3 separate regions of the Homo sapiens genome follow, and all the other regions are linked to region 3. Evidence: read pairs that join two places in POLR2A ChIA-PET (ENCODE). Cell type or tissue: OCI-LY7. All regions are shown on one strand. Links, peaks and the distances in the headings refer to the core of each region. The heading gives the core; the rest is flanking DNA. Region 1 overlaps BICD1 (BICD cargo adaptor 1). Region 2 overlaps BICD1 (BICD cargo adaptor 1). Region 3 overlaps DENND5B-AS1 (DENND5B antisense RNA 1).

Region 1 (10,135 bases), core at 1,943-6,942, 550 kb before region 3:
TAATTTCTAGACAGTTTCATCTCCTGAATCAATATCAAATATTTTCAAAACTTGTACCATTAACATCCAATTTTATTATTTTTTAAGCCTATGAAAACCAGACCTTTGATTTAGAAAAATAATAACGAGCACATGTAATTATGCCAGTAATTATATCCCAGGCAACAGTTCAAAGTGTTGTATATTTACTAACTCATTTAGTATATGCTTATATGTGTATGTATGTGTTATAAAATGTATGTGTGTTATACATATATATATGAAAAACAATTTTACAGAATTTTCCTGTTTGGAGAGGAGAATTCAAACAGTTGGAATGTTTCTTGACCACTAGTAATTTTCAAATAATATATGAAGAACATAAAATGCAGCTTTGCCTGCTTCTAGGATTGTTCCAAGCAGTTCTCTTGGCTGATCTAAACATGAGTGTTCTGCAATACACACATCTCCTCCGTGGGGTAAATAATACCAAGCATAGGGATGCCATCATGGCACTATTTCAAAATGTAAACTTGACAGCCAGTTAACAGCTCTTCAGGAAAGAGTAATAAGTACCTGGAGCCCAGAAGACCAAAAAGCAAATGTCAGAATTTTAGGGGAAATGATCTAGGTTGCTCCCAAAATGCTGTTCACGGTGATCTCCCAGAGAGTGCCTCATTCTGAGTCAATATAACCCTAATGTGCTTTCCTTCAATTACTGTAAGCATATCCTGAGATTTCAGTAATGTGACAGCTGGTAACCTGAGCCCCAACTAAGACTGCCCTCGGCTATATCTCTTTATTAATTCATCCCGGGAGCTGGAATTGAGCTATGCTGAGGAGCAGAGAAAGTGGCATTGTGTCCTCCCTGACAAAGCAGGGCAAGTGCAGGCACCTCACACACAGAGGTATGTTTGTCCCACCATTCAAACAGAGCTGCTTGCCTGCTGCCTGAACTGTAGCGTGCCTTGACACTGCATATGAAACGCTGGAGGAGCAATAATATCTATGTGTGCAATTTTATTGCAAAAAGGCCTGATTCTGCTGTTGTCTCTTTACAAATGTCTGATAATCCACTCCTGTCACAGACTGACAAGAGCTGCTACTTCATTTCCAGCTGTTGGGGAATACCTCAGGAGAATACTTATCTCTCAATGGGCAGCAACAGCAGGGCTATTTCAAGACCTCACTCCATTGTAAAGGTGTTATGTGTCCACACAGATCTATAAATCACCATGCAACATCTTTCCAGAAGTATGTGCTGGTCTGCAGAATTGCTAGATATGTCCAGGTGGGCTGGGATCACTGGAAAGGCCTGGTACATCTTGCCTGACAGCTAATTTAAATGGCTCTTTTAGGGTTACGTGTCATAAGAAAGGGGGAGATAACTTTAAAAGATTATAAATCACTTTTATAAAACCACTTAATGTAAATGACTATATCTTAATATCTTAACAAATGTTGCTCCCAATTTTTTTTATGTTTTAATGCAACTGAAATCTGAAAGCATTTTCTTATTTTCCCTTTTTTTCTTTCAGGCAATTTGAGGCACAAACAAGTGTAAAAACCAAGGAAAGGTGCAGCTGCTTTGCTATTATATAGCAACAAAAGCGATCTCTTTGTATTTTACAAGAACTTTCCTTTCTCTGTAGCATTTTGTTTTACAATAAACAAGTATTTTTGACTTTGAGATGTTCTTACTTCAAGGAAGACGGCTGTACTTTAATCTGTGAGAAACCTAAAAGATGAGTGCCTGAACTAGATATCATGATTTTAAAAATTTAGCTGAAATCCTCAGCCTATTAAAGGTTCAATTTGAATCTCCATAGCTGGACAGCTGAAATTCTCCTTTTTGCATATCAATTAGATTTAGTCTCTCTACCTTATGGCATTACCATTCACAGATGGTTACTCCAGGGATGGATGCATTTCAGTAACAGTTTGAAATGCCCCTGGGTAATAACAAGTGTAAATGATTGCTTGTGCCGTTGAAATAATGCAATAAGACTGTCAGTGGCCGATGGAGTACAGCTGTGGACGAAGTCTACACTTGCTTCTAGGGCCTTATCTACACTGTGGATTTAAAAACTTAAAATACATTTATTAACTGCAAAAATAATAAATGTCATTCAAATAACTGGATTTTTTTAAAACCACAACTTACTGAAAAAAAAAAGCAGCACTTCAGAGTAAAAAAAGCAAAAAGGTTGACTTCACAGATGCTTATTTTTCTGTCTAATTGCAGAAACAATGTGGGGTAAAATGTTTGAATCAGAGGAAAAACTGACGAGGGATCATTTTAATTGGATACAGGATAAAGCAGGAGGTTTATCGACAACCCATCAATAAAGATACCATTTAGTGTATGATTAAGGTGACTTTGAGTACCAGGCTATGCTAGATTTTGTACAGGATACCAAAGACATTCCTCCTCCTAAGAAAATGAACATCTACTTTGATAGAAAAGACTTCATTTATACAAGACAATATATAGTCAAGTATTGGGTTATAAGCAGTAGAGATAAGAGAACAGGAATTTGGAAGGAAAGAACACCACGAGCTACATTCATTGGGAATGCTTGGTGGAAAAGGTGGTTCTCAAGGCAAGTTAAGGAAGAATTTTCAGCAAGACCTGCAAAGTCATAAAAATGAGTACGAATGTGACAGATAAGGAGACACTGGCTGCTCAGAATTCAGGACTCACACCAAGTAATGGTGAGTGCTACATGCCAGACTAAGGAGCTTGACTGTCAAGAGGAGGTTGCTGACAAAAGTGGGAGTTTAAGTGGTGTTTAAAGAACTGATCTAACAGTGGTGGGTAAGAGGCACTGGGAAGAAAACCAGAGCAGTGATTCTTAACCAAGAGCACGTATCAGAATCATCCACGAACAGCTCTCCAATAGACCTCGCCTTTTATTTTTCAAGATTTTCTTGTCACTCCAGAGAGTCTACGGAGCCCAGAACATATACATAAAGTAATAAAAAAAGGGTTAGACCCAAAATATTGAGAACTGGAAAAATCATAATATTAACTTTATCATAATGAACTTAGAGAAGTCCATCAAAAAAATCTTAGAGTTGGGTGAGTCTTTTGTCTGTTTTTTGCCTGCACAGCAATAACTTGTTAGGCAACTGGGTGACATGCTTAATTCTCTCCAAAGTGAGAGTCCCTTTCCCGTCTGCAACTTTATAAAAGCTCATCCCTGGGACTCTCCCAGGAGTATACGACAATAAACAATGTTCACATGGCTACCGCAAGCATTCAGTGATGGTGACCAGACCAGAGTTGGTTAGCCTTGATTCCAACCCCTGATTTCAAGCATTGGAGGGCTAATAAACATCATATATACATGATGTTTATTACATATATATTATATATATTAGATATGTAATATATATGTATTACATATATACACACACACACACACATATATATATATGTACACACACATATATATACAAAGTCTGGCTCTATCACCCAGGCTGGAGTGCAGAGGCACAATCTTGGCTCACTGCAACCTCTGCCTCCCAGACCCAAGCCAGCCTCCCACCTCAGCCTCCTGAGTAGCTGTGACTACAGGTGCACGCCATCATGCCTGGCTAGTTTTGTATTTTTTGTAGAGATGAACTTTCGCCATGTTGCCCAAGCTGGTCTTGAATTCGTGAGCTCCAGTGATCCACCCGCCTTGGCCTCCATCTTAACTGATTTAATGTTCTTGGGTTTCCTCTTCTGCCAGGTGGGCCTTGTTGACTCACTTAACAAGAATAGTTTCAGGTATATATCCGTAAGAAAACAAACCACTCTATTAATACCAAAAAGACAAGGGCACTCACATGTTTATCGCAGCACTATTCACAATAGCAAAGACACAGAATCAATTTAGGTTCCCATCAACAGTGGCTTGGATAAAGAAAATGTGGTATATAAACACCATGGAATTCTATGCAGCCATAAAAAATCAAAATCATGTCCTTTGCAGCAACATAGATGCAGCTGGAGGCCATTATTCTAAGCAAAGAAATGCAGGAAAAGAAAAACAAATACCGTATGTTCTCACTTACAAATGAGAGCTACACATCAGGTACTTATGGACATAAAGATGGCAATACTAGGCACTAGGGATGCCTAGAGGTGAGAGGGAGAGAGGAGAGCAAGGGTTGAAAAACTACTGTATACTATGCTCAGTGTCTGGGTGATGGGACCATTCATACCCAAAACCTCAGCATGACACGATATACCTCAGTAAAAAACCTGCACATGTACCCTCTGAATATAAAGTAAAAGTTGGGGGAAAAAAGAGCAGTTTTGCTACTGAAGCTTCTGGAATGTAACTGAACAACCTTTTCTCAGATCCAGCTATTGGATAAGAAATCAAATCCAGCCATACGTGGCTGTGTACTTCTTTGACTATATTATTATCATATTAAGTAGACTTGATTTCTTAAAAAGAAAATAAAAGGTTATGACATATGCCTATAGAAATAATTCCATAAATAAAAGAATTTATTCTAATGTTGCTCAAATCTCTATGTTTTGAGGGTTGGGCCTCAGCAGCCAAGTTTATATATATAAATGTCTCCCTGGTTATAGAAGAATGGACCAGAAGCAAACACCTGGTCCCTGGTGGGCCAATCAATTTCTCTCTCCCTGACAGCTAGAATTGAAATTTGAAAATACCAGCCTCAGCCAGGTGCATTGGCTCACGCCTGTAATCCCAACACTTTGGGAAGCTGAGGCAGGAGGATCACTTGAGGCCAGGAGTTCAAGACTAGCCTCAGCATCATGGCAAGAAAATTAGCTGAGCATGGTGGCATGCACCTGTAGCCCTAGGTACTTGGGAGGCTAAGACGGGAGGATCACTTGAGCCCAGGAGTTCAAGGTTAAAGTGAGCTATGATCATGCCATGGCACACCAGCCTATGTGACAGAGCAAGACTGTTAAAAAAAAAAAAAAGTTAAAAAAAACTAGTCTCTGCCTGTAATCCCAGCACTTTGGGAGGCCAAGGCAGGTGGATCACCTGAGGTCAGGAGTTCAAGACCAGCCTGGGCAACATGGCGAAACCCCATCTCTACTAAAAATACAAAAATTGGCCAGGCATGGTAGCGTGTGCCTGTAGTCCCAGCTACTCAGGAGTCTGAGGCAGGAGAATCACGTGAACCCGGGAGGCAGAGGTTGCAGTGAGCTGAGAACGCGCCACTACACTCCAGCCTGGGAGACACAGCGAGACTCTGTCTCAAAAAACAAAAACAAAAAACAACAACAACAAAAAAACAAGTCTCTGCTGACTGCTTGAACTGAAGACATCTAGTCTCAGGAACTGTGAAGCCTCCATCTTCCACTATGGCCACAGGGAAGGAGAAAAAGGGAAACTGGGGGTAGGGAAGAAAGAAGCAGATGTGCAGGCAGAGGTAGGGATGCCCTGCAACCACAGATTCCACTCAGGTATTGCTCATATGCCTCAGTGTACTCTGACTCAGTGGCTTTCAGTCCCTGCTCCTCTTCCTTCTGCTGTCCCTGTTATCACCACTGGCATTTCTGTTCCTTTCCTTCTATGTCTCTCCAACTCCCAGAGGGAGGATTTGACCAACTGTGTTTGGTCATCACCCAATATCAAATCAACATAATGTACACTTATAAGCTAGGGATGCCTGAGAACATAACCTTCGATGTATCTATTTAGTGCTTGCAATAAACAGTGTGCCATTTATTGTACTTGGGTTGGCACGTGCATGTCTCCAAATTAATAAGAATGAAAAATGTAAGTGATTTAGCCAAAGCTGTACCATAATCCAGTGATCATATTGCATGCAAGTAATTAACAAGTTGCACCTGGTGAGTAGGAAGGCAGGCAGCCAGAGGCTCCAGAGCCATCAGAAGGGCTGTCAGGGCACAAGACTGCCAAGAAAGAAGGAAAGTGACTGTCTACTGGAAGAATCTGTGCAGGCTCCATCACAGGCAGCTGCAGCTCTGTATGAGGGCCTCTGGGGGAGCTGGGAACCTGTGCTTCTATGTGGGAACATGCTCCACTGTTTCCAGCTTTGTATAGAAATTTCTAATCATATAAATCTCAGTATTCTTGGACATCAAGGAAGTCTTATATTTTTAAGCAACCCTGTCTGCTACCATCTTCCCAACAACCCCACCACCATCTGTTTTGATGCCTACACAGAAGATATAAGCCAGTGGATCCTACATTTTTTTCAAGTATTTGCTGAAATACAAAGATTTATCAAAATTGCTAAGAAGCAGGGTACCATTGATGTTAAGATTACAAGGAAGGGCTATAATGAAAATGACAAGAAAATGCTCGGACAGAAGAGTCAATGAATTTGCCATGAGTCTCACGTGCCTTCTTTACCTGTGGAAGGGGTTCTTGTCTCTGCAATATCTTTGAACAAGAGCCTACAGATTCTTATGTTATTTTTTTTTAAGATATCAGAGTATCATACACTCACCGACATGGACTGACCCAAGGCCCCTGTGTCAGGTTGTGCAGGTCTGCACTGCATAACTTTAAGGGTACCATTTCCATCCCTACTCCCCAAACTTGTGCCACACAGCAGCCCTGGAAGTTACCCGTCTATAGCATGGAAAAGCAAGTACATGAATTCATAGATGTTAACAAGCAGTGCATTTGTAAAGCTAAAAAGAAACATTTTACCTGGTGTCCTTTCAGATCATCAGTCTCTCTGCTCAGTCAAGCACAATTCTTTTAATCCCTATCTTCATCCACTTGTCTCTCTAAAATTGATTGGGCTTCTCCTAGGATCTTCATGTTTGTACAAAGAAAGCCCAAGCTAAATTTTCAAGGTCAAGGAAAAAACATACGCTTTTCCCTGCCTAGATAAAACCTTCAGACAGACCAGAATAATGGACTAGCATTGCTACTGTCCAGATGTTCATGTCCTCCCAAAATTTGTATGTTGGAACCTAAAATCCAATGTGATAGTATTAAGAGGTATGATAGTTGATACAGTTTGGCTGTGTCCCCACCCAAATCTCATCTTGAATTGTAGCTCCCATAATTCCCATGTGTTGTAGGAGGGACCCGGTGGAAGGTAATTGAATCATGGGGACAGGTCTTTCCCATGCCATTCTCATGATAGTGAGTAAGTCTCATGAGATCTGATGGTTTTATAAAGGGGAGTTCTCCTGCACACACCCTCTTGCCTGCTGCCATGTAAGATGTACCTTTGGTCTTCCTTCACCTTCTGCCATGACTGTGAGGCCTCCGCAGCCACCTGGAACTGCAAGTCCATTAAATAAATTACCCAGTCGTGGGTATGTCTTTATTAGCAGCATGAGAACGAACGAATACGATAGTATTACAAGTAGGTGCTCTGCCTTCATGAATGGGATTAGTGCCCTTACAAAAAAGGCTTGAGGGAGGCTGTTTGTTCCCTTTCACCATGTGAGGATGCCATAAGAAGGCACCATCTGTGAAGCAGACAGCAAGCTCCCACCAGACACTGAATCTGCTGATGCCTTGATTTGGACTTCCCAGTCTCCAGAACTGTCAGTTACTCTCTCTTCTTAAGATCACATGACCAGAATTCTCCTAAGTCAGATAGGGTCAATGTTTTGCCTTAATTCCTGACTTGCATCTTTTTAACTCTGACACTAATTTTTCTCTTGGTTCACCTAAGACATCTATAATGTAACTTTATTGTTCTACATTTCAGATCATTTTCTGGCAATGCTTCTTTGACATAGCATACAAATTTTGCAACATGAAGCAATATACATTTCTTGACTTCAAAAAAATATGGTTTCCCCATAATGTATATGAAAACATATCAAAGGTGGGTTACATTATTAAATTCTGTAACTTGTATATTAATAACTTATGAAGTCTATGAATTATTATGTACCAATGATGCAAGAACATACAGCAAAATTAATGCTATCATTCATAGTGGACCCCCTCTATCATCACAGAGAAAATCATTGATGACCAGCACTGACTCCAATATTACCCAAGATCTATATTTAGTATGTCTTTAGGAGCATCATGGTTCCTTATTCAGAGGATGAGATTGTATGGAAATGGCCTATCCCATGCAGTTCAGCACAAGGAGACCCAGTGCAGTACAGGAACAATGTATGAAATGCTTAAAAATGACTATTCATTGCACATTAGAGAATGCCTATGTCACATTTTTACAATTACAGAACTCTTTTTTTTTTTTGGAGACAGAGCCTCACTTCGTCACCCAGGGTGGAGTACAGTGACGTGATCTCGGCTCACTGTAACCTCTACCTCCCGGGTTCAAGTGATTCTCGTGCCTTATCCTCCTGAGGAGCTGGGAATACAGGTGTGCACCACCATGTCCAGCTAATTTTTGTATTTTTAGTAGAGACAGGGTTTCACCATGTTGCCTAGGCTGGTCTGAAACTCCTGACCTCAAGTGTTTCTCCCACCTCAGCCTCCTAAACTGCTGGGATTACAGGCATGAGCCACTGTCCCCGGCAACATTACAGTCTATCATTTTTATAAAAATAGCAGCAACCTGTAAAAGTTCCCAGTGGAAAGCTGCATGGTCATACAGGGAGGGTTCACCAGGAAAGTTCCTACCTGCCTGTCTGCCAAGTGACCTTAAAAGGGAGCATAACTTGGTGAATTTGACATGATTCAGGTCATGATTCATGGGCTGGGAAACTGTATTCCATTCCAGGCTCATTCAGGCTCGAGGACGCTCTTGCATGTGAATTAAACCCACAGGAGACTGATGCACAAAACCAGAATAGAGCTTTATTTTACAATAAGAATTGTATAACTGCCGAGAGGTCAGAGAAGGACAGTGGGAAAATCACATTCTCTGCTCAAAGGCAGACTCTCCAGAAAGCCAGTTTACCGGGTGCCTGTTGCGGGGAACATGGAATCAGAATCAGTATGAGATTTGCCTAATTCGAATGTAACTGCATCAGACTCTGAAAACCTAGTGTGTCTGTCTCCACAACACAGGCCTGTCAGAAATGACCACTACAGAGCCAGGCAGGGTGCCCACCCCTGCTTAGCACCTCAGTGAATATGGCCAGTATCTGCTTCTCAGATTCTTTTTTTTTTGGAGACGGAGTCTCGCTCTGTCACCCAGGCTAGAGTGTGATGGTGTCATCACGGCTCACTGTAGCCTCAACCTCCCAGACTCAAGTGATCCTCCCACCTCAGCCTCCCAAGCAGCTGGGACCACAGGTGTGCACCACCACATCTGACTAATTTTTCTTATTTTTTGTAGAGATGGGGGGTCTCCCTATATTGCTAGGGCTGGCCTCAAACACCTAGGCTCAAGCAGTCCTCCCACTTCAGCCTCCCAAAGTGCTACAATTTTAGGCGTGTGCCACAGCACTTGGCCTACTGCAGTAGAGATATAGATACGAATACTTTTCTTAAGGGTACTGTACAGTTAGGCTGCCCTGGAACCATTCTGTCTCTTTGAGTTTCCTTCTCTACTCTGAACTTTAAGTGTCTATTTTCTTATTTTCTAGTTCATAGAAGACATTTCACTATCACAACTGTGTATTTACTGCCCACATTAACTAAATTATTGTGTACTTATTCATGTTTCTAGAAAACTTGAAAAAGATTTTTTAAAATTATCAACATAAAAACTCTGAAGGAGCCTTGAAGATGTTTTTAAAAAATTAAGTGAGCAGTTGAGGTAAATAATGAATGATTTTACAATCACAGATCATTTAACTTTAAAATAGCATAAAAATTCTTCTTAGTAAATCGTAACTAACAAGAAGAAGGAAATATAATGGTCGATAATTAATCAAATATCCAAAATGACGGCTAAGGGAAAAAAATCCACCACCGCCACCTGAACGACCTTTCAGTGAAATGAGCGTTGTGGATTTTAGAATTCAGAATTCTCTGTTCTTGTTCCTGTGAGTCTCTCAATCTAGCTGCTTTCCAGTCCTAATATTACTTGGCCTGTCTGGCAACATTGGTCTCTCTTGTTCTTGAAAGCTTCCCACAGCCGGGCACAGTGGCTCATATATGTAATCCCAGCACTTTGGGAAGCTGAGGCAGGAGGATCACTTGAGTTCAAGATTAGCCTGGGCAACATAGGGAGGTCCCATGTCTACAAAAATTAAAACATTAGCTGGGCATGGTGGCTCACACCTATGGTCTTAGCTCCTCGGGAGGCTAAG
Region 2 (10,135 bases), core at 3,435-8,434, 520 kb before region 3:
CTTGTTAGTCACAGGTACTCCTGGTCTGGCTCTCAAAAGCAAGGCCTTCCCAACTTTGTTACAGTCAGCTATGCTGAAGCCTTGGCTGGCAGAAACTGACAAGCCCCATAACACAGCTTTCCCCATCTGGCCCCAAACCATCTCTCCAGGCTCACCTCCCCTCTCACCCCATTCCATCTACCTCCCTACTGCAACAACACAGACACTGACAAGCAGCACTCTCTCCAGCCTTCCCTCTTCTACAGGCTGTTTCATCTTCCTGAATGACTTTGCCCCTCTTCTCTCCCCGGAAAATCCCTACTTATTCTTCAAAGCCCCCTCAAATGTTGCCTGATCAGGAGATTACTCTGATTCAAGCTGAGTTTGCTACCCTCCACTCCTATCGAGCACAGCCAACACATTATTATTTTATTATTATTACTATTATTGTCACCATCACATCCATCATTTATCAAGTGCTTGTCATGTGTCAGATACTGTATTAAATCCTTCACATGCATTTTTCCTTACCACTTATAGTTATTATCATTCTCCATTTTACTGAGGAGGAAACCAACGTTCACATCATTTCAAATATTGGCCTAAGGTCACATAGCTGCTAAAGGGATTTCAAACACAGTCTGTTCTTAACTCAAAAACTCATATTGTTTCCAGTAAAATATCACAATTCATTTATCTCTGTTGCCTCCAACAACAAATAAGTAACTTAAAAATAAAGATCACGTCTTCCTAATTTTTGTATAGCCTGCATAATACCTGGCATATAGATGATGCTCTCTAAAGATTTAATAAATAAATGAATAACAGACATTCATTCCATTTTCTCAGGAACTTGAATGACAACTGTAGCACAGAACCAGTAATACAATGTTGAGACTGTCTTTATGTCCCCTTTGGCTAGGGTCTACTGGATAGCTCGCATTATGGAGAATAAAGGACAGAGAGCACAAGACACTTAGGTAAAGATTCAGGTACAAGGAACCAGGCAAGTCAGCGCAGTGTCTTTTGAGTAAATGGGTTTAACCTAGGCAAACAAGTGGTTATTTTTAAAACAAGTGGTCTACTCCAACCTCTTTTCAAATAACTGGCTGTCTTTTTTTTTTTTCTTTTCAGACGGAGTCTTGCTCTGTCGCCCAGGATGGAGTGCAGTGGCGCAATCTCGGCTCACTGCAACCTCCATCTCCCAGGTTCAAGCTATTCTCCTGGCTCAGCCCCCGGGTAGCTGGGATTACAGGCACCTGCCACCACGCCTGGCTTATTTTTTGTATTTTTAATAGAGATGGGGTTTCACCATGTTGGCCAGGCTGGTCTTGAACTCCTGACCTCAGGTGATCCGCCCGCCTCAGCCTCCCAAACTGCTGGGATTACCGGCGTGCGCCACTGTGCCCGACCACAACTGGCTGTCTTAATAACTTCATCTTTAATTTTTTCCCAGCCTAAATCAGTGCAATACCATAACCACCTATTAAACACCTGCTATGGTGGGAAGGAAGAGAATGCCATATACCTCATGGGATACTGAGTTAATGAAAACTTCTTTTCCCTGAAGGGGGTCTTAGTCGTGCTTGAATGTATGCAGAGGTTATCTCAATGAAGGAAAAAGTGCAGAACATTGTGACTTTTCTGCTCAAAGCTCTCTGAAAGTTTCCCATCTCACTCAGAGCAAAAGCCAAAGTCCTGATAATCTAGAAGCTGCTACATCATGTGGCCCCCTCTGGTCTCACCTACTATTCACCCCCTAACTCAGTCCCCTCCAGCCACATGGCCTCCTTAGTGTGTCTTCTCAATGAGGCTTTCTCTGATCACTCTATTGAAAATCATAACCTTCTTCCACTTCACATGCCATCTCCCTATTCCCAGGGTTTTTTCCCCCCATAGCATTTTGGATGATCTAACGTGCTATCTACTTAACTCATTCATTTTGTTTATCATCTCTCTTCCCCCACAAAATGTAGGCTCCGCAAATATGGACCTTCTGTTGTGTTTGTTCTCTGCTGTATTTTCAACACCCAAATCTGACACTGAATCATTATTGTAGGAATGAATGAATGAACCATTAGTTATGTTTATACAATGACCTATCTGCTCACAGCATTACTTTGAAATCCATTTTTCAAATTTCTGAATCACACTGGCATCACAAATTTAAATACATCTTAAGATTTTTTCGCTTGGCATTGATTAATGATGACTAAAATCTCATTGGTCTAGAGCTTTCTTCGTTGCTTTTTTCTGAAAAGACTTACTGTGACCATTATCTAAAAATGTAATTGTTGTTTTGAGACCCTGGTCTAAATTTTAGCAAATAATTGCTTGTATTGTCTCAAGCACTTCAACATGATTTACAAAAATATATTACTTATTATGCCACAATGAAAAATAGCACCTGATTATAAAACATGACTGGAAATAACTACAGTAATTAAGATAGAAGACCTGAGAATGCTCTTAAGAAAGGGTTCTACTTCTTTTTTTGTTATTTGTTTTTTTTTTTTTTTGAAACGGAGTCTTGCTCTGTCGCCCAGGCTGGACTGCAGTGGCGCGATCTCAGCTCACTGCAAGCTCCGCCTCCCAGGTTCACACCATTCTCCTGCCTCAGCCTCCTGAGTAGCTGGGACTACAGGCGCCCACCACCAAGCCCGGCTAATTTTTTGTATTTTTCATAGAGACGGGGGTTTCACCATGTTAGTCAGGATGGTCTCGATCTGTGTTAGGATGGTCTCGATCTGTGTTAGGATGGTCTCGATTTCCTGACCTCGTGATCCACCCACCTCGGCCTCCCAAAGTGCTGGGATTACAGGTGTGAGCCAGCGCGCCCAGCCTTAAGAAAGGGTTCTACTTCTAAATTATTGTAAAATATTAACAAACTGAGGCTGGGTACAGTGGTACACACCTGTAATCCCAGCACCTTTGGAGGCTGAGGCAGGTAGATGTCTTGAGTCCAACAGTTTGAGACGAGCCTGCACAACATTGTGAGACACTGTCTCTACAAAAAATACAAAAAAATTAGCTGGGTGTGGTGACTCACACCTGTAGTCCCAGCTACTCAGGAGGCTGAGGCAGGAGGATCACTTGAGCCTGGGAAGTCAAAGCTGCAGTGAGCCGAGATTGCACCATTGCACTCCAGCCTGGGCAAGAGAGTGAGACCCTGTCTCAAAAAAAAAAAAAAAAAAATTTGACAAACTGAGATCTTCTGTTGTTCAGATCACTATATCATTAACCGTAGGTTTTCTTTGTTTGTTTGTTTGTTTGAGATAGAGTCTTGTTCTGTTGCCCAGGCTGGAGTGCAGTGTTGCGATCTTGGCTGTCTGCAGTCTCTGCCTCCTGGGCTCAAGCCATCCTTCCACCTCAGCGCTTTTATTTTTATTTTTATTTTTATTTTTATTTTTATTTTTGGAGACAGAACAAGACTCTCGCCCAGGCTGGAGTGCAATGGAGTGATCTTAGCTCACTGCAACCTCCGCCTCCCAGGTTCAAGAGTTTCTCCTGCCTCAGCCTCCCAAGTAGCTGGGATTACAGACACGCATGATCACATCCAGCTAATTTTTATATTTTTAGTAGAGAGAGGGTTTCACCATGTTGGCCAGGCTGGTCTTGAACTCCTGACCTCAAGTGATCCACCCACCTTGGCCTCCCAAAATTCTGGGATTACAGGCATGAGCCACCATTAGTTTTTAATGCCAACATTAATTAAGATCTGGTATGAATTTTTAAAATTATCTATGGACGCCAGGTGCTGTGGCTCACGCCTGTACTCCCAGCACTCTGAGACAGGTGGATCATGAGGTCAGAGGTTCAAGACCAGGCTGGCCAACATGGTGAAACCCCGTCTCTACTAAAGATACAAAAACTTAGCCAGGCATGGTGGCACACGCCTGTAATCCCAGCTACTCGGGAGGCTGAGGCAGGAGAATCACTTGAACCCAGGAGGCGGTGGCTGCAGTGAGCTGAGATCACGCCACTGCACTCCAGCCTGGGCAATAGCGCGAGACTCCGTCTCAAAAAAAAAAAAAAAAAATTCTATGGAGCCAACAATTCAAAAGCTATTTATAATCAGTTTGGAGCACATTATATTTTTTCCTTTTTTTTTTCTCTCTCTCTCTCTCTCTCTCTCTCTCTAATGGTTGATTTTCCTTCCTATATTTTCTTGAGATTTGGAGCTTAAAGAATCTAAGCACACCAACCTTAGCAGAAAGAAAGCCAGTTTGTGATTTAAAAGACAAAAAAAAAATGGTCATGCGTGCCAAAGAGATAATCTGCAAGACAATAGTATCTCCAGCTCAACAAAAGAAGTCATGTACAAGATTAAACTCATGCTGTTTCCATCCAGTAACCTCACACAAGGTCAACTTCAAGATATCTCCTAAAACCATCTAGCAAGTAGCAATCAGTGAGGCTTATCAACAGGGCCCATCCTTCTTACAATATAAACCTCTTTCAGTTTCAAAAATTGATGACTAAGAGCTCTTCAATAGTGGTATTTGATTCCACATTACTCTGCAGTATGCAAGAGAAAAACAAAGACCCATCATTCTGAACCTTCTATCACAGACCCACGCCAAACTGCAACAGAACATTCTTAAGGAAATTGCTACTGTTATTGTACACATATTGCTATTGCTCCCATAAATATAAACAGGTTCTCATTTTCAATTCTATATTTAAAGATAGAAACACAGCAGTTAAATATTACATTTGAGAGTAGTGCTTTTTCTCCTTAAAATGTTGGAAAACAGTAAAGATGTACAACCAAAAGAACAACTATAAGTCACCAAGAAGTTAGAGATCAATCCCTCAAAAAAAATTCTTTTTAAATATTCTATTTACAAATGTGTAAAGTTGGCATAAAAACTGCAAACAGAATAAAATAAATAGACACAATAAGAGAGAACTTTTAAAAGACACTTTAAACAGTACTCAAGAATACAAAATTAAATGCACTCAAAGTTAACATATATCTCTGTCTAATGCAGTTAAGTTTTTGATATTTTCTGTTTTCAGGAAGGATTTAATATTTTCATTTTCAGAAAGTAGAAACAACAAATTTTAAAAGACTGTGCAATGAAGGTTTATGTATTAGCTCATAACTTCCCAGTTTTTTGTTTTGTTTTGTTTTGAGACAGAGTCTTGTTCTGTCGCCCAAGCTGGAGTGAAGTGTCACGATCTCAGCTCACTGCAACCTCCACCTCCTGGGTTCAAGCAATTCTCATGCCTCAGTCTCCCGAATAGCTGGGACTACAGGCGCATGCCAGCATGCCCAGCTAATTCTGTATTTTTAATAGAGATGGGGTTTCGCCACGTTGGTCAGGCTGGTCTCAAACTCCTGGCCTCATATGATCCATCTGCCTTGGTCTCCCTAAGTGCTGGCATTACAGGCATGAGCCACTGCACCCGGAACTAGATTTTCTTACTAAACACTTCTACGCCCATGGGGTCATTTAGTCCTCAAGTTGGAAATATAGAAGAGGGGTTCTTTACCCTGGCTGCATCTCTAAGGGAAGTGGGATTCACATGCTGAAGCCAGGCTCCACTTCCAATGAGTGATTTAACTCTCCCGGAGTGGGGTCCAGGCAGCAGTAGTTTTATAAATCACCCAGGTGATTCTAACATACAGTCTGTATTGAAAGTCACTAGTTCCTACCCACCTCTTCTCAGAGAAGACCTCAGGGAGATATCCAAGGTCTGCTCAAACATTTCCAATGTTGAGACCCAATACCTCATTAGAAAAATCCAGTAGGCAATACACTGTGTTACAGAATGGTCATATTTCAAATATGAATGGTCATTTTTACAGAGCATGGTAACCCATCCCTTCCCCTAACAACTACAACAGAGTTCGCAGATCTTGGCACTTGTCCTCTTCTTAAAAATCACATTCCCCAGTCTCCACATGACTGGCTCCTTGTCATCATTCAGGTCTGGGCTCAAGTCTCACCTCCTGGGGAAGACTGCCTGATCACGCTTTCCCCAGCCAGTCTGTCTCTTCCCTCATGGCACCTCTCACAACTGAAATATGTGTGGATGTTCGTTGACTCTCTTCCCAGTCTGAAACATAAGCTCCACCCAGGCAGCCCCATTGGGTCTGTCTTGTTCAACGCTGTATCTCCAGCAAGTGGCACCATGCCCGACACAGTAGCCACTCAATACAAATTTTTGAATGAATAAATGAAACAGATGAAGAGGTAATGGGCAATCTAAAGCAAAAAGAAAACATCAGAGTGGTAGATAACGTAAATACAGTCATCCCTCAGTCTGGGTGAGGGTGTGGGGGTTCCAGGACCCCCTGCAGATACCAAAATCCACAGATGCTCAAGTCTCTGAGATAAAATAGTGTAGTATTTGCATGTAACCTACACACATCCTCCAGTATACATTAAATCATCTCTAGATTACTTATAATACCTAATACGATGTAAATGCTATGTAAATAGCTGTTATGCTGAATTATTCAGGGAACAATGACCAAAAAAAGCCTGTATACGTTTAGTACCGATGCAATTTTTTTTCCAAATATTTTCAATCCAAGGATGCAGAATCCAAGGATGCTGAACCCACAGATTCTGGGGCCTGACTAGTTGACGATGCAGATTATAAAATATTGGACTAGGCCAGGCTCGGTGGCTCACACCTGTAATCCCAGCACTTTGGGAGGCCGAGGCGGGCGGATCACAAGGTCAAGAGATCGAGACCATCCTGGCTAACACGGTGAAACCCCATCTGTACTAAAAATACAAAAATTGGCCAGGCGTAGTGGCGGGCACCTGTAGTCCCAGCTACTTGGGAGGCTGAGACAGGAGAATGGCATGAACCCAGGGAAGCGGAGCTTGCAGTGAGCCGAGTTCGCGCCACTGCACTCCAGCCTGGGCGACAGAGTGAGACTCCATCTCAAAAAAAATAAATAAAATAAAATAAAATAAAATAAAATATTGGACTAAGCGGGCCGGTGCGATGGCTCACGCCTGTAATCCCAGCACTTTGGGAGGCCGAGGCGAGCAGATCACCTGAGGTCAGGAGTTCGCGACCAGCCTGACCAACATGGAGAAACCCTGTCTCTACTAAAAATACAAAATTAGCTGGGCATGGTGGTGCATGCCTGTAATCCCAGCTACTCGGGAGCCTGAGGCAGGAGAATTGCTTGAAACTGGGAGGTGGAGGTTGCGGTGAGCTGAGATCATGCCATTGCACTCCAGCCTGGACAACGAGAGCGAAATATGGTCTTAAAAAAAAATATATATATATATATATATATATGTGTGTGTGTGTGTGTGTGTGTGTATATATATTTGTGTATATATATATATATATGACTAAGCGTAAATGACAAAATATAAAGTCATGCACATGCACATGTGCCCGTGTGTGTGAAAAAGAAGATTCTGGAGGCTGTAGACCTCCCTCAATGCAACCACGTAGCTTCAAAATGTACAGTTTCACTGAAAGCTCTCCAAATTTAGAGATACACTCATCTTAAAGCTTTATATTACCCATTAGTTTTCTTCTGAAAATAAAGCAAAACATAAATCAAAATAAAGTTTTGAGACACTGTGAAAACATTCCAAATGTTTACAGTCATCAAATAGTGTGAAATGCCAAACATTAAAGCAGAACAATTTAACCATGTTGGAAACACTGCTCTGGTGGTGGGAAAAGTATAAAAAACATAAACTTATCAAATTATTTGGAACACCTGGAATGATAAAAATCAAAGAAATCCGAATAAGAATGAACCTTAGAGATCATTCTAGATATACCCCTTCCTAAGGACAACTCCCCATAGAGTATTCTCAGCAAGTGGCTCACTAGCTTCTCCCTTTTGGTGACAGGGAATTCATTACTTCCTAAGAAGACTGCCTCATTCCATTACTAGACAACTACACTTGTCAGAAAGTGATTTATTTTGATCCAAAATCTGGCTCCCAGTGACTCACAGGGCCTTGTTCTGCTCTCTGAAGCCAAGTACAGACGCATCAATGAAAACAAACGTAACATATCAGTTCTATAACATAATAGGTGAGATCAGAAAATATGAATCCAGAAGAAAAGTGAGTTTGGACCAAGTGTTCAAAGAAAAAGGGAACTATGAAATGGTTAAAAAAAAAATGTAGAAGGCCAGGCACAGTAGTTCACACCTACAATCCCAACACTTTGGGAGGCTGAGGTGGGAGAATCACTTGAGCCCAGAAGTTCAAGACCAGCCTGAGCAACATAACAAAACCTCATCTCTGCAAATAATAATTTCTAAAAATTAGTTGGGCCACCTGAGCCTCCAGTAAAAACAAAATCAGGTTAAAAAAAAAAAAAATAGCCAGCATAGTGGTGTGCACCTGTGGTCCCAGCTACTCTGGAGGCTGAGGTGGGAGGATTACTTGAACCTGTGAGGTCAAGGCTGCAGTGGGCTGTAATCGCACCACTGTACTTCAGTCAGAGCGACAGAGTGAGACTCCATCTCAAAATTACATATATATATATATATATAGAGAGAGAGAGAGAGAGAAAGAGAGAGAGAGAGAGAGAGAGAGAGAGACAGACAGACAGACAGACAGACAGAGACAGAGACATAGTACAAGTGCTAAAATAAGGTGGACTATCTTGGCTAGAACTGAGTGACCAGAGTGGAAAAACAAAGGAGAAAAAATACATAAAAGAGTTGATGGAAGATCCCTGAAGTCTAGGTGAAAATTACTGCAACTAGGCAAAACTATTCTGTACTTTGGAAAAATATTGAATGAATTTGAAATGTAAAGGACAGGCAGTAAATAAGCAGAACATGCAGCTCTAAAACACAGCCATCTCAGAGATTTAGAGCTGGTAAAAAAAAATCATAGACATTATGTATTGCAACACCTTAATTTTATAGACTTAATTAAATCCCAAGAGGAAAAGGTATCAATTTCCACTTTCATATTCCCCTCCATTGTAATAACACCTTCACTGAACATTTTCCTCTTTTGTACCCTTTTCTCCCCACCTCCTGCACAGCATGCTGAATCTGAGATGTTGTATAAGATCCTAACTATTTCAAAACTCAGCTTTCAGAGGGCAAAGAAGGGATAACGTAATAAAGCCCAACTGCCTGAATCATCCTGGCTTGCCACCAAGACCCAGAATGGACAGGATGTGGTCACACTGCAGGACTGGCTCTTGCCGGCCATGGAAACTAGCCAGGTATTATGCTGATACACGTATCTCCATCAGCAGCTAACAAGACAAGGAATCAAAATCACTGCTAATTTACCCACAAAACTGTCCATCTTTTCCCCTGGTATCATTCCCCTGGGTCTGCTATTGGGCATCCAAATTCCATCAGTTTCTTTTATGCAAACCTACACCTTTTCCTCTTTCACTTACCATCCATGCTACCCTCAGGGTACCATTTTCACCACCTTCCCACATCCCCAGGGTCACCCAAACTCTGAGCTTCTCGGGTTTTCTTCCCTAATCGGTCTCATTTTCTTCACACTTCACCAGTGCTTTAAAAATGCAGCTTTGTCTCGTAAATACCTGCCTTTTGAAAGGACATACTACTAAATTTAAAACACCAGGCTGCAAGATCCTGTTTTTATAAAAACAAAGGAAGAAAAACAGCAAAAAAAAAAAAACCAAAAACACCACACACACAAAAACCCTGCCTATATGTTTAAAGACATTTAAAACAAGTACAGAAGAATACTCAGCAAAGTGTTAACAACAGAGACAGAACTGTGGGAGAAGAAGGGAAAACTATTAATTTATATATGCTTTTCTCTAGCTTGGAGTACTGCAATAAAAACTGTCATAATTACACAATTTTAATTCTTAAAAAGCAAACTCTTGAAATGAAAAATAGAAAAGGCTGGGTGCAATGGCTCATGCCTGTAATCCCAGCACTTTGGGAGGCTGAGGAGGGAGAATCGCTTGAGGCCAGGAGTTCAAGACCAGCCTGGTCAACATATTGAAACTCCCCCGCCGCCCACACCCCCCACCAAAAGAAAAGAGGAAAAAAACCCACTTAAATTAAAAATGCTAATGCATCTTCAATAAAGATTAAATAAGATTGATAAAGATTAGTCAGTGAGCAGTGAGGACTGTTGCTCCCAGCCCCCATAACCCTAAATGGTGAGTAAGGGCTAATTTTCCACTTAGGCTGCCTTCTTAG
Region 3 (10,135 bases), core at 2,502-7,501:
TATCTTGGTTAAAGTACAAAGACATAGAATGTACTCATTCCCTTATATCTAGCAGCTACATAGGATAGGGCTTAACCAAGAGTTATTAGCATAAAGCAAGGAGGCTTGAGGGAAGTTACTCTTTAAAAGAAACTATTACTTCTAACACTTATGATTTATTCTTTAACAAGAAGGGAAATTTTGAAGAGAAAACTTTTTACTTTCTACACATCCCATCTCAGCCTCCCAAGCAGCTGGGACTACAGGCACATGGCACCAAATCTGGCTGGATTTTGTATTTTTTGTTGAGACAGGTTCTCACTATGTTGCCCAGGCTGGTCTCAAACTCCTAGCCTCAAGTGATCCTCTCACATCAGCCTCCCAAAGTGCTGGGATTATAGGCATGAGCCCCTGCACCCAATCTCTACTAATTTTTAAAGGCTAAAATATGCTATTATTTTTGTGATTTTTTAGTAGTCATTTAAAAATTTTTCTTATTGAATTAATTAAATAATTTTTAGAAATGGAGTTTGCTATGTTGCCAGGCTGCTCTGAAACTCCTGGCCCCAAGTGATGCTCTGGCCTCAGCCTCCTGAGTTGCTGGGATTACATGCATGAGCCACCATGCCCAACTCAGAAGTCTATTTCATATCACACGTATGATAATAATTTAATCACAAAGGACCGTACATTTAATAATGTTTATAAGAGCTAAGGAGATCAAGCAAAGATGTGTGAAATGAGTCAAACCTTCAATCCTCTCAGTCTGGTATTTACTAGTGTAAGAAAAAAATTAAAATGTATAACTTGAATTACAGTTGACTCTTGAACATAGGCGTTAGGGGCACCGACACTTCCTCAAGTAGAAAATTTGCATTTAACTTTTGACTCCCCCAGAATTTAACTACTAATAACCTACTGTACAGCACAAGCCTTATGGATAATATAAACAGTTGATTAACACATATTTTGTATGTTATATGTGTTATGTATTGTATTCTTAAAGTAAGCTAAGTAAAAGAAAATGTGAAGAAAATCATAAGGAAGTGAAAGTATGTTTACTGTTTATTAAGTGGAAGTAGCTCTTCATAAAAGTCTCCATCCTCATCATCTTCATATTGAGTAGGCTGAGGAGGAGGAGGAAGAACAGGCTGTCTCAGGGGCAGCAAAGGCAGAAGAAAATTGGCATATAAGCAGACCCACACAGTTCAAACCAGTGTTGTTCAGGATCGGCTGTATAATCTACCTTAGAGAAAAAATTTCACTTTTTTTTTCTTTCTTTTTTTTTTTTTGAGACGAAGTTTCCCTCCTGTTTCCCAGGCTGGAGTGCAATGGCGTGATCTCAGCTCACTGCAACCTCTGCCTCCTGGGTTCAAGCAATTCTCCCACCTCAGCCTCCCAAGTAGCTGGGATTATAGGTGCCCACCACCACGCCTGGCTAATTTTTGTATTTTTAGTAGAGACAGGGTTTCACCACCTTGGCCAGGCTGGTCTTGAACTCCTGACCTCAGGTGATCTGCCTGCCTTGGCCTCCCAAAGTGCTGGGATTACAGGCATGAGCCACCGTACCGCACCCGGCCTTTTTTTTTCTTTTTGAGATGGGATTTTGCTGTGTTGTCAGGCTGGATTTGAACTCCTGGGCTCAAGGGATCTTCCCACCTCAGCCTTCTGAGTAGCTGGGACTACAGGTGCCTGCAAAATTTCACTTTTGAAAAATATGGGGCAAGTTCAATGGCTCATGTCTGCCGTCTGTTATTCCAGGACTTTGGTAGGCAGAGGCCGGAAGATTGTCTGAGCCCAGGAGCTGGAGACCAGCCTGGACAATATGGTGAGGTCCTGTCTCTACTTAATAATACATTTTTTAAAATTGAAAATAGAAAAAGAAAAATATGGCCAGGTGAGGTGGCTTACGCCTGTAATCCCAACACTTTGGGAGGCTGAATTTGGCAGATCACCTGAGGTCTAGAGTTTGAGACCAGTCTGGCCAACATGGTGAAACCTTGTCTCTACTAAAAATACAAAAAAAATTAGCTGGACATGGTGGCACACGCCTGTAGTCCCACTGCACTCCAGCCTGAGCAACAGAGGGAGACTCTATTTCAAAAAAAAAAAAAAAAAAGTAAAAGAAAAGTATGATTTCCCCAATTTAAATTGAGATTAGAGGTAATGCATATGTTAGCTAGATTTAGTCATTATACCATGTATATATACTTCAAAATATTGTTATACACAGTAAATACATATAATTTTATCTGTCAATTCAAAAAAAAATTAAAACTGAGATTACCCTTTTTGTGTTGGGCCATTTATTTACTAGTCAACCTGTTTGAGGAGCTTGATGTTTTTTTCAGCTTATATAGACAACAATTTCGCTGAATGATAGAGAGTTTGCTTATATATTAAGGACAGAGAAGCTAAACACAGGGACATAAAGTTATTTTATCCATCGTAAACTCTAAAGGGGAGTATAAATCTAAAGTGGTTGATTCATGCTCCTGGCTTTTTGCTACTAGATAATGCTCTCTCCTACTCTTAGGTAATAACATGCATAGCCAAAATTAAGCCTCTTATGTTGCCTTGGATTCTGTTACTTTAAATAGGCACTCACCAGATTATAATTTTGGCTCGTTTGGAGATTGCTGCAGTCTGATACTAATTTTTTTCCTCCCCCCAACCCACAAAATTACAATGGGCAAGCTAGAAGTCAGGAACAATTATTCCAACAGTACAATTAAATGGGCTTTTCTCCTGGCATTTTTCTTGCCATCTTTAATTACTGTTTGAGTCTGAAGTTAAAGGAAATAGTCACAGGAGAAGAATTCTTAAGAGAGAGAGAGGAGAATGAGTCCATACTTTTCCTCAAACAGAATAGATACTTTCCAAAACATTTTCCAAAAACTATTATGTAAGCTAACATTGCTCCTTAGAAATGATGCCTGTGGAGGGGATATAGACTTGGAGGATGATGTTTGCTTAGAAGGGAGCCATGGCAAATAAACATCCTGAAGTTTCTAAGATTTCAAGCCTAATTCAATAATGGGATTATGGCTAAATTGCTAAACTTAAAATAATTGCCTTATGAACAGTCACATTGATTATGACTAAAAAGGACAGAGGATTTGTGTTCTATTTTTAGAGTAGATATACGGCCTTTGTTGGGGAGGCTGAGGGATGCATTTAATCAATCAATCTTCTGAAAGTATAAACTGTGTGATGTGTGGATGTGAGGTGAGAGAAAACAGCTCCCTACCTCCGGAAGCTCTTAGCTGCACAAGTAGGGAAGAAAACATTAATGTTATTGTCTGAATGTTTGTGTCTTCCCCAAATTCACATGTTGAAATCCTAACCCCCAATGTGAGGCGTTGGGAGGTAGAGCCTTTGGGAGATGATTAGGTCATGAAGGCGGGTACCTTATCAGTGGGATTAGTGCCTTTATAAAAGAGACCCCAGGAGAACTAGTTCTTTTCTTTTTACCACCTGAGGACACAGTGAGAAGGTGCCATCTATCATCCAGGAAACTAGCCTTCACCAGACAATGAATTTGCTGGTACCTTGGACTACCCAGCCTCCAGACTGCAGTAAATAAATTTCTGTTGTTTATAAGCCACTCAGTTTATGGCATTTTGTCACAGCAGGCCAAACAGACTAAAACAATTAATACACTTAGAATAATATTGCAATACTAAAAGGTGTGGGACCAGTTACAAGTGCCTCTGAATTCAAAGTGGGAAAGAATAGATGAGTGAGATTTCTGTGATTTAAAAGAGGTGTTAGAAATTGCATGTGAAGGCCAGGCTCCATAGCTCATGCCTATAATCCCAACACTTCACAAGGCTGAGGTGGGCAGATCATTTAAGTCTGGGAGTTCAAGACCAGCATGAGCAACACAGCAAAACTCAGTCTCTACAAACAAACAAACAAACAAACAAACAAAGAAACATTAGCCAAGTGTGCTGGTATATGCCTGTGATCCAGCTACTTGGGAGGCTGAGTGGGAGGATCACTTGAACCTGGGAGGTGGAGGCTTCAGTGAGCCATGATTGTGCCTGTACTCTAGCCTAGATGACGGAGTGAGACCTAATCTCAAAAAAAAAAAAAAAAAAAAAGAACAAGAGAAATTGTATGTAGCAGGGGGCATGGTGGCAGGCACCCATAATCCTAGCTACATGGGAGGTTGAGGCAGGAGAATCACTTGAGCTCGGGAAGTGGAGGTTGCAGTGAGCTGAGATCGCACCACTACACTCCAGCCTGGGTGACAGAGTGAGACTCCATCTCAAAAAAAAAAAAAAAAAGAAAAGAAAAAAGAAAAAGAGAGCGAGAGAGAGAAATCACATGTGAAGTCTGTAACAGAGAACTCAGGTTCAAAGTCTGGCATGTGGCCAGAGTTTAAAGATGCTGGATCCAAAATATACTCAGATCAAGACTGATAGTGTTATTCCGTTGGCTACTGGAGTGTTTTCAACCTTAAGGTTTTTAGATGGAATTGAGAAAGATTACAAATTTGTAACATAAAATCAAGTTAATCACTGAGTAGCCAAATTGGTTTTTTTGATGATTGAAAATTATGCAAACTTTGTTTCATTTCTCTTTTTTTACTTTTTTTTTTAAGAAACAAAGTCTCTGTTCTGTCACTCAGGCTGGAGTGCAGTGGTGCGATCATAGCTCACTTCCACCTGCAACTCTGGGCTGAAGCAATCCTCCCACCTCAGTCTCCCTGGTAGCTGGGGTTATAGGCACATGCCATCACACCTGGCTAATCCTTTCAATTTCATAGTTATTTATACTCTTCAGACTATTTTGAATGTATATATGTACAGCATTATATATCTCTAGGATTTTATTCATTGATATATCCCTGGAACATTACCTGGCATATAGTAGGCATTATAAGAATTGTTGAGTAATTAATGAATGTTCATGCATCCATGTATACATATGCATATATGTATAGTTATTCAAATTAGTCTCACTAATAAGTCATTATAATAGTTACAAATTTGAGTGATTTATATAAGAATAGCCATGATTCACAATGCTGATCATCTTTTCTCACAGAAACACACACGGACTTAAGAAAGAAAGGCTTTGAATTACAAAAAGCAATAGATGCCTGTTGTCAATTTTTAACAATATAGAAATATGAAAAATAACAAATGGAAGCTGTTCAGATGTTTTCATGCACAAACATGTATACAGTTTATTTTTAACACAAAAATAGGAACTATATATTTTTCTTTTCTTGCTTTTTTTTTTTTTGAGATGGAGTCTCATTCTGTTGCCCAGGCTGGAGTGCAGTGTCACGATCTCAGCTCACTGCAACCCTCCATCTCCCAGATTCAAGTGATTCTTCTGACTCAGCCTCCCAAGTAGCTGGGACTATAAGTGCGCACCACCAAGCCTGGCTAATTTTTTGTAATTTTAATAGAGACGAGGTTTCACCATATTGGCCAGGCTGGTCTTGAACTCCTGACCTCAAGTGATCCGCCCACCTCAGCCTCCCAAAGTGTTGGGATTATGGGTGTGAGCCACCACACCCAGCTGTCTTTTCTTGCCTTTTATATTCAGCCATATATTAGATATTTTTTCCATCAGTGTAACCTCATTCTTAGCATGCATTGTATCAGATATACCAGAATCTATTTAACCACTTCATTTTTTGTCTTTTTTATTTTTATTTAAAATTTTTTTTTATATTTTTTACTTTTTATTTTTAATATAGGCAGAGTTCCATCATGTTGCCCAGACTGGTCTTGAACTCCTAGGCTCAAAGGAACCTCCTGCCTCCCAGAGTGCTGGGATTACAGATGTGAGCCACCACACCCAGCTAACTGCTTCCTATTTCCTATTGGTAGGAATAAGATTGTTTCCACTTTTAAATATAATGAGCAATGTTTCAGGGGACGTTGTACACATATTCTTTACTTGCATATTTCTGTAGGAGAAAGTCTGAGATGCAGAATTGATGAATCAGAGGGTATGAGTATTCTAACTTTTGATAGAAAATCTGCATTTTAATTTCTACTCATATACTCTTGATTTTGGTTTGATGGAAGGAACCCAGCCAACCCAGGAAAATACCTTCTGCAGAAGGCTGCTAAAATTTCTTCCTCATCTTGGGCCAGGCGCAGTGGCTCATGCCTGTAATCCCAGCACTTTGGGAGGCCGAGGTGGTTAGATCACAAAGTCAGGAGTTCAAGACCAGCCTGGCCAAGATGGTGAAACCTCGTCTCTATTAAAAACACGAAAATTAGCTGGGCGTGGTGGCACACGCCTGTAATCCCAGCTGCTCAGGAGGCTGAGGCAGGAGAATCGCTTGAACCCGGGAGGCAGAGGTTGCAGTGAGCCGAGATTGCGCCACTGCACTCCAGCCTGGGTGACACAGCGAGACTCTCCTTCTCAAAAAAAAAAAAAAAAGATTTCTTTCTCATCTTATGGGCTGATTTCCAGGAAAGCCTACCTTAGCTGCCTGAAGCTCTAGTGCAGATCACTGTCACATCCTTAAGAAGAGCTAGTTCTGGCCGGTCGCGGAGGCTCACGCCTGTAATCCCAGCGCTTTGCGAGGCCGAGGTGGGCAGATCACGAGGTTAGAAGATTGAGACCATCCTGGCTAATACGGTGAAACCCCGTCTGTACTGAAAATACAAAAAAAAAAAAAAAAAAAAAAAAAAATTAGCCGCGCCTGGTGGCGGGCGCCTGTAGTCCCAGCAACTCAGAAGGCTGAGGCAGGAGAATGGCGTGAACTCGGGAGGCAGAACTTGCAGTGAGCCGAGATCGCGCCACTGCACTCCAGCCTGGACAACAGACCGAGCCTCCGTCCCCCCAAAAAAAAGAAAAGAAGAAAGAAGAGCTAGTTCTGGGGCTTTTTCTAGAATATGGAATTATATTTCTTTCCTTTCAGTTTTTTTTTTTTTTTTTTTGGAGGCGGAGTCTCGCTTAGTCGCCCAGGCTGGAGTGCAGTGGCGCGATCTCAGCTCACTGGAAGCTCCGCCTCCCAGGTTCATGCCATTCTCCTGCCTCAGCCTCCCGAGTAGCTGGGACTACAGGCATGCGCCACTACGCCCGGCTAATTTTTTGCATTTTTAGTAGAGACGGGGTTTCACCGTGTTAGCCAGGATGGTCTCGATCTCCTGACCTCGTGATCTGCCCACCTCGGCCTTCCAAAGTGCTAGGATTGCAGGTGTGAGCCACCGCGCCTGGCCTCCTTTTAGATTCATAAGGTTTTTTTTTTTTTTTAACTGGACGGGATCTTAGAGACTATTCCCCTTATTTTGAGAGTAAACATTCAGTTGAAAGTTAAAGAAAATAACTCAAACTGGCTGAAACAATAAAAGGAATTCATTGGCTCACATTAACTGACAAATTCCAGATATTGAGTAGGCTTCCTGTATGATTTGAGCCAGAGTTTATAATATAGTCTACTTTTCAGTGATATTCTTGGCTCTGCTCCATTCTGTATATTGGCTTCATCCTTGGCCTGGCTTTCCTTGTAAGGCTACTGGTAATTTTGGGACGGTATATATCATATTTACACCCAAGGTAAGAAGAGGATGTTCCTTTCTCCAACTATCAAACAAAAGTTCTGAACCTCATCCTAATTAGGCCAGCTTAGGATAACTGTTCATCCCTGAGTCAGTAACTCTTAAAAGGAATATAGGTTCACAAAGACATCCTAGAGCTAGGTGTAAACCCAATACCATGTGAAGGACATGAACACTACACAACGAAGGAGGAGGGGATGGATTCTGATTAAACAGCCACCTATTAGGGAGGAACTTCCTTTCCTCTTGCCTCACGTTTCCATGTAGAGGAACTTCTACTACAGTAACACTGTTGGCCCCCACTTCACCCCTCCCCTGCCTGCTAGGTTTGCAAAGTAGTTCATGGTCTTCATTTCTCCATTGGATGGCGCTAATCTAATTAAAGTTAGCAAGCATTGGAGAGTCTTCTATTTCCTTCCCACCTGGGGCTTACATGGGACAGCAATACTGAACTAAATGTAGATGCTCTACAGATTCAAATATCCCCTTCGGTGGCCTGAGCCAGGGTTTGGTCAGCGGGAAGAAAAGATTGAAGGGATGGAAAGTAATGTAGCAAATCTCTGCCACAGACCTGCTCTTTCTTCAGATCAGCTTTACCTTTTTTTTTTTTTTTTTTTTTTTTTTTAAAGACAGAGTCCACTCTGTCACCCAGGCTGGAGTGCAGTGGTGCTATCTGCACTCACCACAACCTCCGCTTCCCAGGTTCAAGTGATTCTTCTGCCTCAGCCTCCCGAGTAGCTGGGATTACAGGTGTGCGCCATTGCACCTGGCTAATTTTTGTATTTTCAGTAGAGATGGGGTTTTGCCATGTTGGCCAGTCTGGTCTTGAACTCCTGACTTCAGGTGATCTGCCCACCTCAGCCTCCCAAAGTGCTGGGATTACAGGTGTGAGCCACCGTGCCCAGCCGGCTTTAGCATTAACAGAGGCTACATTTAATAATAGAAACTGTTCTCCATCTGTTGGCATCCTATATCTTATTTCTCAATTGGTTCCAATCTTAGGGAAGAAAGATGAAGTTGTTGATTGACCTTTTAAAACCCAAATCCTGCTGGGTATAGTGGCTCATGCCTGTAATCCCAGCACTTTGGGAGGCTGAGGTGGTAGGATTGCTTGAGCCCATGAGTTTGAGACCAGCCTGGGCAATATAGCGAGACTTTGTCTCTGCTTTTAAAACAACAACAACAACAAAACAACAACAACAACAACAACAACACCACTACCCTGTTTCAGTTTCTGGTCTATTTAGAGCTTTTCCTTCCCATAGATGAGGACACTTGATGTGGATTTTCAGGCCTATCCCTGCCCCATTTTCTGCTACAAATGGGTTCTGCTTGGACCTTCTACCAAGTCCTGTCACCGTCTTTTGTATTTAGACTTTGTCATTGTACGTAGGTCCTTAGAATTTAGCTTCTGCCTTATATGCAAGTGTCTCTCTCCAGGAGCCCTCGGTCCTAGTATCTTGGGTTCCGCTCTGGTAACCTACCTAGGTCTCTAGTTCCTTTTTCAGGCTGGGCCCTTGCAGGTTCCCCTCTACATTAATTTCCTAGGGCTGCTGCAACCAATTACCACAAACTTGGTGGTTTAAATAACAGAAGTTAATTTTCTCACAGTTTTAGATGCCACAAGGCTAAAACCAAGGTGTCAGGAGGGCTGATTCCTTCTGGGGGACCCCCAGGGAGAATCCATTCCATCCCTCTCTCCTAGCTTCTGGTGTCTGCTGGCAATGCTTGGCACTCCTTAGCTTGTGGCAACAACATTCCAAGCTCTGTCTCTGTCTTCACATGATCTTCGCCTATGTGTGTCTCAATATCTCAAATCTCCCTTTTCTTATAAGGACACCAGTCATTGGGTTTAGGGCCCACTCAGCTATAATTGCACTGCATTAAGGATCTCAAGATGAGATCCTCAATTACATCTGCAAATATTTTATTTCTGAATAAGATCACATTCACAGGTATAGGGATTAGGACTTGGACACACCTTTTTGGGGACACAATTCAACCCACTATATCCTCTTGACTTCTTATTACAACTGGAGAGAACCTGTGATTCCATGATAGACTTCCTGAAGCTGCTTGCCTGGAATTTTATATTATATTATTTTACTTTTTGGAGACAAAGTCTCACTCTGTCTCCCAGGCTGGAGCACAGTGGTGCAATCTCGGCTCACTGCAACCTTCACCTGCCTGGGTTCCGGCGATTCTCCTACCTCAGCCTTCCAAGTAGCTGGGATTATAGGTGTGCGCCACCACGCCTGGCTAATTTTGTATTTTTAGTAGAGACAGGGTCTCGCCATGTTGGCCAGGCTGGTCTTGAACTCCTGACCTCAGCTGTTCCACCTGCCTCGGCCTCCCAAAGTGCTGGGATTACAGGTGTGAGCCACCACCCCCCCACCCCCGCCACCTTGCTTGCCTGGATTTCCGAATGCCAGATGCCTTGGATGCTCCTTTCTGTCACCATTTGCAACAACTAAATCTTACGGCCCCTTTTGCTGACCGTGTAGACGCCATCTAGAGATGGTGGCCCACTTTGGATGCTAAGTTTGACTGCCACATTGAACTTCTCTTGTCAACACAGCACAGGCTCAGTGACCCCAACCCCCCTATACCCCTCTCAG

The links. Peaks named below come from ENCODE experiments on the same cell type or tissue, not always from the same donor. Only the 100,000 strongest peaks of a DNase experiment are listed, where the experiment ranks them.
Region 1: POLR2A ChIA-PET joins it to region 3 with 5 read pairs; 2 of 35 experiments call an interaction of 5 or more read pairs at or near these places.
Region 2: POLR2A ChIA-PET joins it to region 3 with 6 read pairs; 2 of 35 experiments call an interaction of 5 or more read pairs at or near these places.

The regions. Positions count from the first base shown.
Region 1 is chr12:32,147,055-32,157,189 of GRCh38, reverse strand. All of the region lies in intron 1 of BICD1 (BICD cargo adaptor 1), which reads right to left. Among named protein-coding and RNA genes, the nearest start is that of BICD1-AS1, 45 kb to the right of the region's middle. RefSeq lists an enhancer at 895-1,396. In OCI-LY7, for the core only: no CTCF peak of the experiment used is centred there; no DNase peak of the experiment used is centred there.
Region 2 is chr12:32,114,852-32,124,986 of GRCh38, reverse strand. All of the region lies in intron 1 of BICD1 (BICD cargo adaptor 1), which reads right to left. Among named protein-coding and RNA genes, the nearest start is that of BICD1-AS1, 12 kb to the right of the region's middle. RefSeq lists enhancers at 3,941-4,650, 5,456-6,072. In OCI-LY7, for the core only: no CTCF peak of the experiment used is centred there; no DNase peak of the experiment used is centred there.
Region 3 is chr12:31,598,156-31,608,290 of GRCh38, reverse strand. DENND5B-AS1 (DENND5B antisense RNA 1) reads right to left here. Exons shown (of 3, transcript NR_046909.1): 2 at 6,437-6,611. Among named protein-coding and RNA genes, the nearest start is that of DENND5B, 12 kb to the right of the region's middle. In OCI-LY7, for the core only: no CTCF peak of the experiment used is centred there; DNase peaks (open chromatin) are centred at 4,370 and 4,660; H3K4me3 peaks cover 1,648 bases; H3K27ac peaks cover 3,016 bases.